3 separate regions of the Homo sapiens genome follow, and all the other regions are linked to region 3. The links are chromatin contacts, found by Hi-C or POLR2A ChIA-PET in ENCODE. All regions are on one chromosome and are shown on one strand. Each heading gives the region's core, a stretch centred on a gene start or an enhancer-like site at or near the end of the contact. The rest is flanking DNA. Distances are from core to core; before and after follow the strand shown. Region 1 overlaps HIVEP2 (HIVEP zinc finger 2). Region 2 overlaps HIVEP2 (HIVEP zinc finger 2). Region 3 holds the start of TXLNB (taxilin beta).

Region 1 (2,700 bases), core at 56-2,555, 3.5 Mb after region 3:
CTTTGGGAGGCCAAAGCGGGTGGATCACTTGAGGTCAGGAGTTCAAGACTAGCCTGGGCAACATTATGAAGCTTCGTCTCCACAAAAAATTAGCCAGGCGTGGTGGCATATGCCTGTAATCCCAGCTACTTGGGTGGGTGAGGCCTGGGAATCTCTTGAACCCAGGAGGTGGAGGATGCAGTGAGTCAAGATTGCACAACTGCATTCTAGCCTGGGGGACAGAGTAAAACTCTGTCAAAAAAAAAAAGAAAGAGAGAGAGACAAGAAAGAAAGAAAGAAAGAAAGAAAGAAAAGAAAGAAAGAAAAGAAAGAAAGAAAGAAAGAAAGAAAGAAAGAAAGAAAGAAAGAAAGAAAGAAAGAAAAAGAAAAGAAAAAGAAAAGAAAAAAAAAGCTTTTAAAACCCAGTCCATTAAAAAATGCCCAGGAACCAGGCAAGGTGGGTCAAGCCTGTAATCCCAACACTTTGGGCAGCCGAGACAGGAGGACTGCTTAAAGCCAGGAGTTCAAGATCAGCCAGGGAAATATAGCAAGAACCTGTCAGGAAGGAAGGACAGAAGAAAGGAAAGGAGGGAGGGAGGGAGGGAAAGAAGGGAGGCAGGGAAGAAGGGAGAGAGGGAGGGAGGGCGGGAAGGAGGGAAGGAAGGAAGGAAAAAATTAGCTGGGCATGGTGGTGTGCACCTGTAGTCCCAGCCACTTGGGAGGCTGAGGCAGGAGGGTTGCTTGAGCCCAGGATGCAATGAGCTATGATCACTCCACTGCTCTTCAGGCTGGGCAACAGAGTGAGACCCTGTCTCAAATTTTAAAAAAAGAAAAAAGGGGAAAAAAAGAAAAATGCTTGGGGTTCAAGGTCTATGTAAGAGATATGCAAAACTTCAAAAATGTTGCAAAATGTTGTGTCTATGTGCATTTTCCTGGGGAAAAGAGTCAGGAGCTTTTATGAATCTTAAAGGGGTTTATAAACCTCTACCCCAGAAAAGGCTATGAAGCAAGAATCTACAAACTTCTGCTAAGCTTTTTAATGTTTTCCAAAAGGAAAAATACTTTTGTAAATTTAAGTTTCACATACAAGGAAATCCATTTCATATATAACAGGGAAGAAGATTCATATATTCTACTATAAGGTAACAACTTGATAAGGAGACACCGAAGTGACCCTTTCCCATGTTTCTAATAACTATTCAGGATGTTAACAGTGAAAGGACCATTTAGAAAGCTAATTTCCTTTTCATCATGCTTGTTAAGTGTTTACTTTAATTCACATCCTGTGTGACCCTATGGGAAAATTTTTAACTAATACTGGGGAAAATCCCATAGGGTTACACAGGATGTGAACAGGGCCTGTACTGAACTACCTTCAGCTTGAAAAATAAAATTAGATAGGTGAGTTTCACTTTCTGTTTGTCATAAGTTCCACTTTCTGGCTCCCAAAGCTTAGATCCACAGTACATCCATGTCCGTGCAATAAAATCCCAAGATTCTCACTCTCTGTTAAAGGAAGGATTTCGGCGTGTTGTATAGCAAAATCCTTTCAGCAGAAAAATGCAAATCTGTGGTGCTAATCAAGGAGAGGCGGCTGGAGCACTCCCAAATGCTCCTCCATACCTGGGCTCACACACAGTTCAGCTGCCGTTTTCCATTTCCTGTGGGGAACATACATCATACCACTTCCCCTATAGAAAAAAGAAAGCAGCCCGATTTAATTGCTGATGGAAACATTGTCATACTTTCCACTGGCCAAGCTTGAAACTATTACTGATCTAACCTTCATTAATTTTTCCACAACAATTTGCAGAAATGTCAGGAAGCAGCTGTACGAAGACTGATTAATTGTCCTTATCACCACTACTTTACCAGGCTCGCTCTCTCTTCTCTCTCTCTCTCTCTCTCTCTCTGTATCCTCACCACCTCCCCTCCCTCTCTTCCAGTTTAAAAATATAATTGGGATTTTTCTGTTTTGGTTGGTATTGGTGGTGGTATATCATACTCTGAAATATCCAGATCTATTTTTGATGTCTTTCAATGGCCCAAACATTTTCAGATCTGGAGGAGACCCCATGAAGTTTGGGACAGCATCCACGAAGGAAAAGGTTGCTTCCTGCTGATTACTCAGTTATAGCTGTTTAAACAGACGTTCATGAATTCAAGTCTTACAGCAACACTGCATTTATTAGTCAATCACAGACGCTAAAATTCACTTCCGAAATGTGAATTAGAAAATCAAATGCCCTTTTTCTATTTTTTTTTCACTTTCTTTTCTCCCTCATCATTTTCATTTGAGCTATACCATCTGTCCCAGCCTATCAAATAATGTACTGTGCATGCCTGGCAAAAACAAGTGGAACAGTACACCTCATAACCCCATGTAGGCAACCACTGAGCATCTATAAAAGTGGTACATAACAGAATCTGGCCATCTGGGGATAACTAGTTATAGCAAGCTTAGCTTCTCAGCCAGCACTCAGATTTGCAGACTTTTAACTAGTTGGCAAAGCATCAACCAGTGTTCAAGAAGAGAAACACTAACAAACATTTTTTTTTTCAAAACACAAGAATTCAGATATAAATTTTCAAAGGTGTACTTGCCAATGTTGCTGACAAGAAGGCTTCAAAAGCAAAGATCAAGGCACTGTCATGTCCTTGAAATGGAGCCAGAGTCAATCCAAATCTAGCATTTTGCAGCATTACTAAACTTTTTGGGTA
Region 2 (2,700 bases), core at 165-2,664, 3.6 Mb after region 3:
ATTTTCTTTTTTCAAATGTTCATCGATATTTTCTTTTCTGCATGAGTATATGTGGGAAATTTTCACCCATTTTTTCAGATTATATTATTTAATTAAGTGTACTGTTTGCCCTCCATATTCAGTCATACTCAGAATATTCCCATTAGCAGTCTGATTAAAATTGAGTTGAATTATATACATATGCATCTTTTCAACATTTTGTTGTCCCATGTTTAAAAAAATTGCATATTATTATGAATCTCTACATATACGACATTTTAACATTTATATTCAATAGACATTTATATTCTGCAAGTCTCCTGATTCTCTGTCTTTCCTCATTTCCATTTCACTTGCTTGGAAATACTTCATTCTTCATGTCCAGCAATTAAATTGTGTGAATTCCTCACAAGGTTCCCTAAATCACTTCCTTTACATGCCGGAAAATGCTGATTAAATAGAAGACAAGTACTTAAAATCCTATCTTAAATAAAATATCTTCATTTCCTTGACCAAAATGAAATTAAAACTGCATGTAAACAATATCACCACCACAAAATAATATCTCATGTAACCATTCTATTCCTTAGAATATTTACATGACAAAGCCCTGAGTTCCTTTAAAACACAGCTGAATGGCTTCAGCTAGCTAGAGCCCTCCTCCTTCCCTTCCACCCACCATTGTCTCTTATTTCTGCTATCTGTGAAACAGTTCTGAGTTCAAAGATAGAGAAAAAGTGCAGAAATACAAATCACTTAAAATTATAAATAAAATATGTTAAACCTAAGTTTGACTGAAAATAGTCTAAATTTTGTTGTGCATGTTAACTAAATCCACGTGTTATCTTCCTTGATTTCACAAAGCTAGGTACTCTCAAGGAATCTTATGGTTTACATAACCGATATGGTACATGAAGAATTCTAGACTCTGTACTGAAAGGGAAGAGAAGGACAAAAAGAAAAAATGGGAAGAAAAAAAAGACCTGAACGTCTGTGTGTAGATAGGCAAATAAGAACTGAAACTGTTTGCCATCCGCACTTTGAAAGTCACACTATGTGTCAAGTTTGTCAAGTCGAGTGAAAGAAGGAGTGATGTGCTTCTCCACTTTCCTGAAGAACCACGTAGAAAATGTGGCAAATATTTAATTTAAGCCTTGTTTCCTGAAAGACTGCAAGATGCCCACAAATTTTCTTTCCCAGAGTTCAAAATAGCAAGCTGAGTGGGTGTAAGCACTTTAAGTGAAAAAAAAAAAGTAACTAAGGAAAAGGAAATCGTACTTTCTGCTTCTTAGTATAAGATTTTTTTTTAAAGGCCATTTAAAGAGATATTAGTGATTAGGATCTGGTGGTTGTCTTGAATCAGAATACAAATACAGTCCTGGTGACCTCAGACAGAGCCCCCTGGCCACATTTAAACATGATTCATTCTGTGTAAAGATGAAACTGACAACATCGTAGTTACAGTAAGAGCAAGCTGTTGTCTGCTACGATCAGATACCTAAATCACAACAGGAAAACACTTGCACGAAGGGAAAGCTGAATGTCTATAGGGCCTCTACCCTTTCCCAAGAGAGGGACCTTCCTCAGCAGTGCTTTATAATATTTTCACATGTAGATGAGTCACCAGGGGAGCTTGTTAAAAATATGGGTTCTGATTCCGAAAGTCTACGTGGAACCCCAAAGTTCCCAGGTGATAAGTTCGCTGGTCTACACTTTGAGAAGCAAGACTGTAGTCTGTAACAATAGTTTCCTAATAGCCAGACACCAGAAATCACAATCAACCAATTAAGAACACTTACTAGTTACCTGTGCCAGTTGTTATAATAAAGTACATAACAGGTGACTGAGCTAATACAGAAAAAAAGTATGTTTTAAAAAAATAAAAGCTAAATGTGTGAAAAAGACTCTAAGGATAATAGGAGTTGAGAACAGGAAGAGTTCTGTGGGGACTAGAGTGGTCGCAAATGGCTTCATAGAGCAAGCTGGACGTGTGCAGCCCCAAGTTAAGGGAAGGGGTGGATGTAGAGAAAGAAAGAGCAGGCCACCACTAAGGGCAATTCTAGAAGGGAGAGCCTAGAGTTCCCACAAGAGAAAGCTACGGTGAGCCTGCTTTGTGGTTATAGATATTATCATTGGAAGCTTTTAATCAGAATTCACTTTGAACCAGGTGAAAGGAAACTCTGGCCTTGTTTAAAATTTGTCGGTTTGGAAATTATAATTCTATTCCAGGACAGGAAAGAATGGGTAGTTTTGCCTTAGTCTTATGCAAATTTTCTCCATTGGCAGCAGCAATAGTGTTATGAATGACATTTTAGGTTTGAGCCTGGGAGCACAAAATTACCATTTTTGTACATATATTTATGCATATGTATGCCTTTGGTTAACATATGTCTTTAATGATTAAGACTTTCAGAGCATTAGAATCATAACTTTTCACTACAATAGATTTAATAATCTTCTGTTACTTCGAGTACTTGAATTTTACTTTTATTATAAAAAGAATTTTTTTCTCCTGTAACATACTTTCGGATGGCACATACCCACACAACACCCTCAACTCCAGCAATATTCTTCCATTCTTCTCTTTCCTCCCACACTGGCTGACAATGGGAAGAAAACATATCCAGAAACAGAATGAAATTATTAATGAATTATACCTTATGTGTTTTTTTTAATCTTAAAAGAGTTTTTCCTACCAACCCACAATACGTTGGGTATTGC
Region 3 (2,700 bases), core at 115-2,614:
GTACTGAGTCAGAGATTCCAGGGTTTCTGACTATTACCACTTCTAGAGTTGCAATAGATTTGGTTTAGGCCTTTAAGTTATGGTGCATTTTATTTGTAAATAATATTTAACAGTGATGCTGCTAAATAGCAGCATAAAAATGTGGCAAGATCCTCATAATTCACAGGTTTTGCTGTTGTGGTAACATGAAAGTGAAAACAAAAGCATACTGTTCTACAACTGCACAGCTTCCTTTTCCTGTTCTCAGGGCAGTAGATGTCAATTGAATGCTCAGACACCAACAAGAACAGAAAATTCAACACACAGATGTTGCCACTGACTTGTGATGCTCACCAAACACTCATAACTTAGAGGAAGTACTTTTTTTCTTTCACTGGTTTGAATTCACCAACTTGATTATCAAATAATGCAGCAGTTTCATTATTTTCATCACTGGGATTTCTTTTCCTGACCTCACTTGTTGATTGCACTCATCTATATATAACTTAGGCCTCCCCTGAACACGGAGAAAGACACACGGCACCTGCTGTCCAGCCAGAAGTTATTTTAAGCTATTCTAAAATGAGTCATGCCGTTTAGCACTTCATCCTTGAAAATCAAGAGAATCGTTTTTCAGTCAAATTGAAAACAGTAAACATTTAGTGGCTTAAATCCATACATGGGTTTTAAAGTCGGGGAGACTATCTTAGGATGAAATAAAATCTCAAGTAAAATGAACTTCAAAATAATTAATTTAAGATAAGCTGTCCATAGGAGTTTTACTTCGGTTAGTCTAAATGCAAGTGGCTGTTTGTATTTGATTTATTCTTCATGAGATGCCACAATCATTGATTTTTTAAATTCTTAATTCCATGGCTATTCTTTAAACTCCTGTTCCACATTTACTTTAAAACAGAACAGTCATTATAAAGCCCAGGACAATTCAATTCCCAAAAGTAGCCTCAAGACAAGTTAACAAGAGGGAAAAAAACAAAGTCAGAGAACTTTGTTACTTTTCAATCATCCATTTTATATTATGTGGCAAAGAAATTATTTCTAACTTTTATCTTATATAAACTTTATTGCCTTATTTTCCCCTCCCCAGGGAGAGAACTTTTCACTTGTGTTGGCTATTCCAGATGACTATCACAGACACATCCCTCCCTAAGCAACACATTTTATTTATAAATACAACAATGAAAAGTTCTCCAACAGTTCACTGGCAATCTCAAAGTTGCAAGTTTCGAACACCACAAACCGCACCCTATACCTTCTCACAGGGCTTGGGGGAGTGTTTGTCATACTTACCAGAAGGCAAGAAGCTAAGCAAGAAGAGAGAGGAGAGGAAGGAGGCAGGAAAAAGCAAGTCAGAGCTGCAGCAACAGCAGGAGAGGGCGGGCTGGCTGTGTTCTTACAAGGGAGAGAGAAACCCAATACACACACACACACATACACACGTGCACGCACGCGCGCGCACACACACACACACACACACACGCCACAGGCACTGATGGAGGCAGCAGTCTGGAGGAGGTGGGGGTAGGGAAAGGAACATCATATGACACAGCAAGGGGAAAATACACCCAAGCTTCCCTAGCTGTTGCCAGGGGAAATACCTTAGCAGAGAGAAGCAGCTGGAAGATCTCATTAGACTCTCCATGTTTTGTTTGTCCTTTCGGAAATTTAAACTCTGAGTATATTACCCCCGTTGCAAATGCAGTCTTTCACCATTGTTGTCCTTTTTGGGTAGAGATCAGTTTTTCTTACTTCTTGGGTTATCTCCAGTGTGGTGGAAGATTCATCTTCTTTTTCTTCTTCTTCTTGCACTAGCTTAATTAGTGTCAGGTTTCTTACAGGAATCATGGAAAAAGAAAAACAATGGCATAAGAACAGGGAGGTGGTGGAACCATTTTAATTCTGATGTCATTGTTTGGTTTGTTTGCAAAGTTTGAAATAAACATGTAGATGGTGATTTTGGAGCTGAACTGAGTATAATCTTCATGCACGTGGTAATTGGTGTGACCTTGGAGCACAGTCTTTCCCAGGTAACTCTTCCCATCTCAAACAAACCCTCAGGGAAGCAGTCTGCTTTTTCTTCCTTAGTTGGTGGCTTTCCCACATTTTGTAAATCCTCAACATGCTCCTTGATCCTCCTCAGAAAAAGAAATTCCTTCTGATTCACCATAAAATGCCTGTCTATTAATTTACATCCATTTGCCTTTTATTTTTCTTTCTGGAGCTTGTGTTCCCATACTTCCAAAGCAGATTCCTCCATCGGTTTCTGCTCTGGGGACAGGCTAGGCATAGTGGCATCCCTTGTGGGAGGCAGAATAATGCCACCCAAAAGATCTCCACGTCCTACTCCCTGGAACCTGTGAATATGTTTCTTTACATGACAAAAGAGACTTTGCAGATGTGAGGAAGGATCCTGAGGTAGGGAGGTTATCTTGAACTACTGGGTGGGTTCAATGTAATCATAAGGGTATTTATTTATTTATTTATTGAGACAGAGTCTCGCTCTGTCACTCAGGCTGGAGTGCAGTGGTGCAATCTCAGCTCACTGCAACCTCCCGGGTTCAAGCGATTCTCCTCCCTCAGCCTCCCAAGTAGCTGGGATTACAGGCGCCTGCCACCACATCCAGCTAATTTTTGTATTTTTAGTAGAGACGGGGTTTCGCTGTGTTGGCTAGGCTGGTCTCGAACTCCTGACCTCATGATCCG

Evidence for each region. Hi-C counts contacts between places; a loop is a spot of excess contacts on that map. ChIA-PET counts read pairs that join two places held with the same protein, here RNA polymerase II (POLR2A). Pooled maps may share reads with other maps.
Region 1: a map with no recorded cell type shows a loop between it and region 3 (15-fold over the local background). The contact joins the enhancer-like site here to the promoter of TXLNB in region 3. A Hi-C loop is called at or near these places in 2 of 37 single-sample maps with no recorded cell type and 3 of 50 pooled maps.
Region 2: a loop to region 3 is called in a pooled map, with 6 times the contacts of the local background. The contact joins the enhancer-like site here to the promoter of TXLNB in region 3. A Hi-C loop is called at or near these places in 1 of 37 single-sample maps with no recorded cell type and 7 of 50 pooled maps. POLR2A ChIA-PET finds 5 or more read pairs at or near these places in 1 of 52 experiments (activated CD4-positive, alpha-beta T cell).

Annotation. Positions count from the first base shown.
Region 1 is chr6:142,818,431-142,821,130 of GRCh38, forward strand. The region is part of intron 2 of HIVEP2 (HIVEP zinc finger 2); the gene reads right to left. Among named protein-coding and RNA genes, the nearest start is that of HIVEP2, 130 kb to the right of the region's middle. RefSeq lists an enhancer at 1,276-1,745. Within about 2 kb of position 1,306, at least 10 of the 41 ENCODE cell types and tissues checked have a DNase peak (open chromatin) inside an H3K27ac peak, as active enhancers do.
Region 2 is chr6:142,841,522-142,844,221 of GRCh38, forward strand. All of the region lies in intron 1 of HIVEP2 (HIVEP zinc finger 2), which reads right to left. Among named protein-coding and RNA genes, the nearest start is that of HIVEP2, 100 kb to the right of the region's middle. RefSeq lists an enhancer at 1,685-1,974. Within about 2 kb of position 1,415, at least 12 of the 41 ENCODE cell types and tissues checked have a DNase peak (open chromatin) inside an H3K27ac peak, as active enhancers do.
Region 3 is chr6:139,290,634-139,293,333 of GRCh38, forward strand. TXLNB (taxilin beta) reads right to left here and starts at 1,365. Exons shown (of 10, transcript NM_153235.4): 1 at 1,288-1,365. The region is part of intron 4 of LOC102723690 (a long non-coding RNA gene); the gene reads left to right. RefSeq lists enhancers at 80-139, 340-589 and a silencer at 199-493.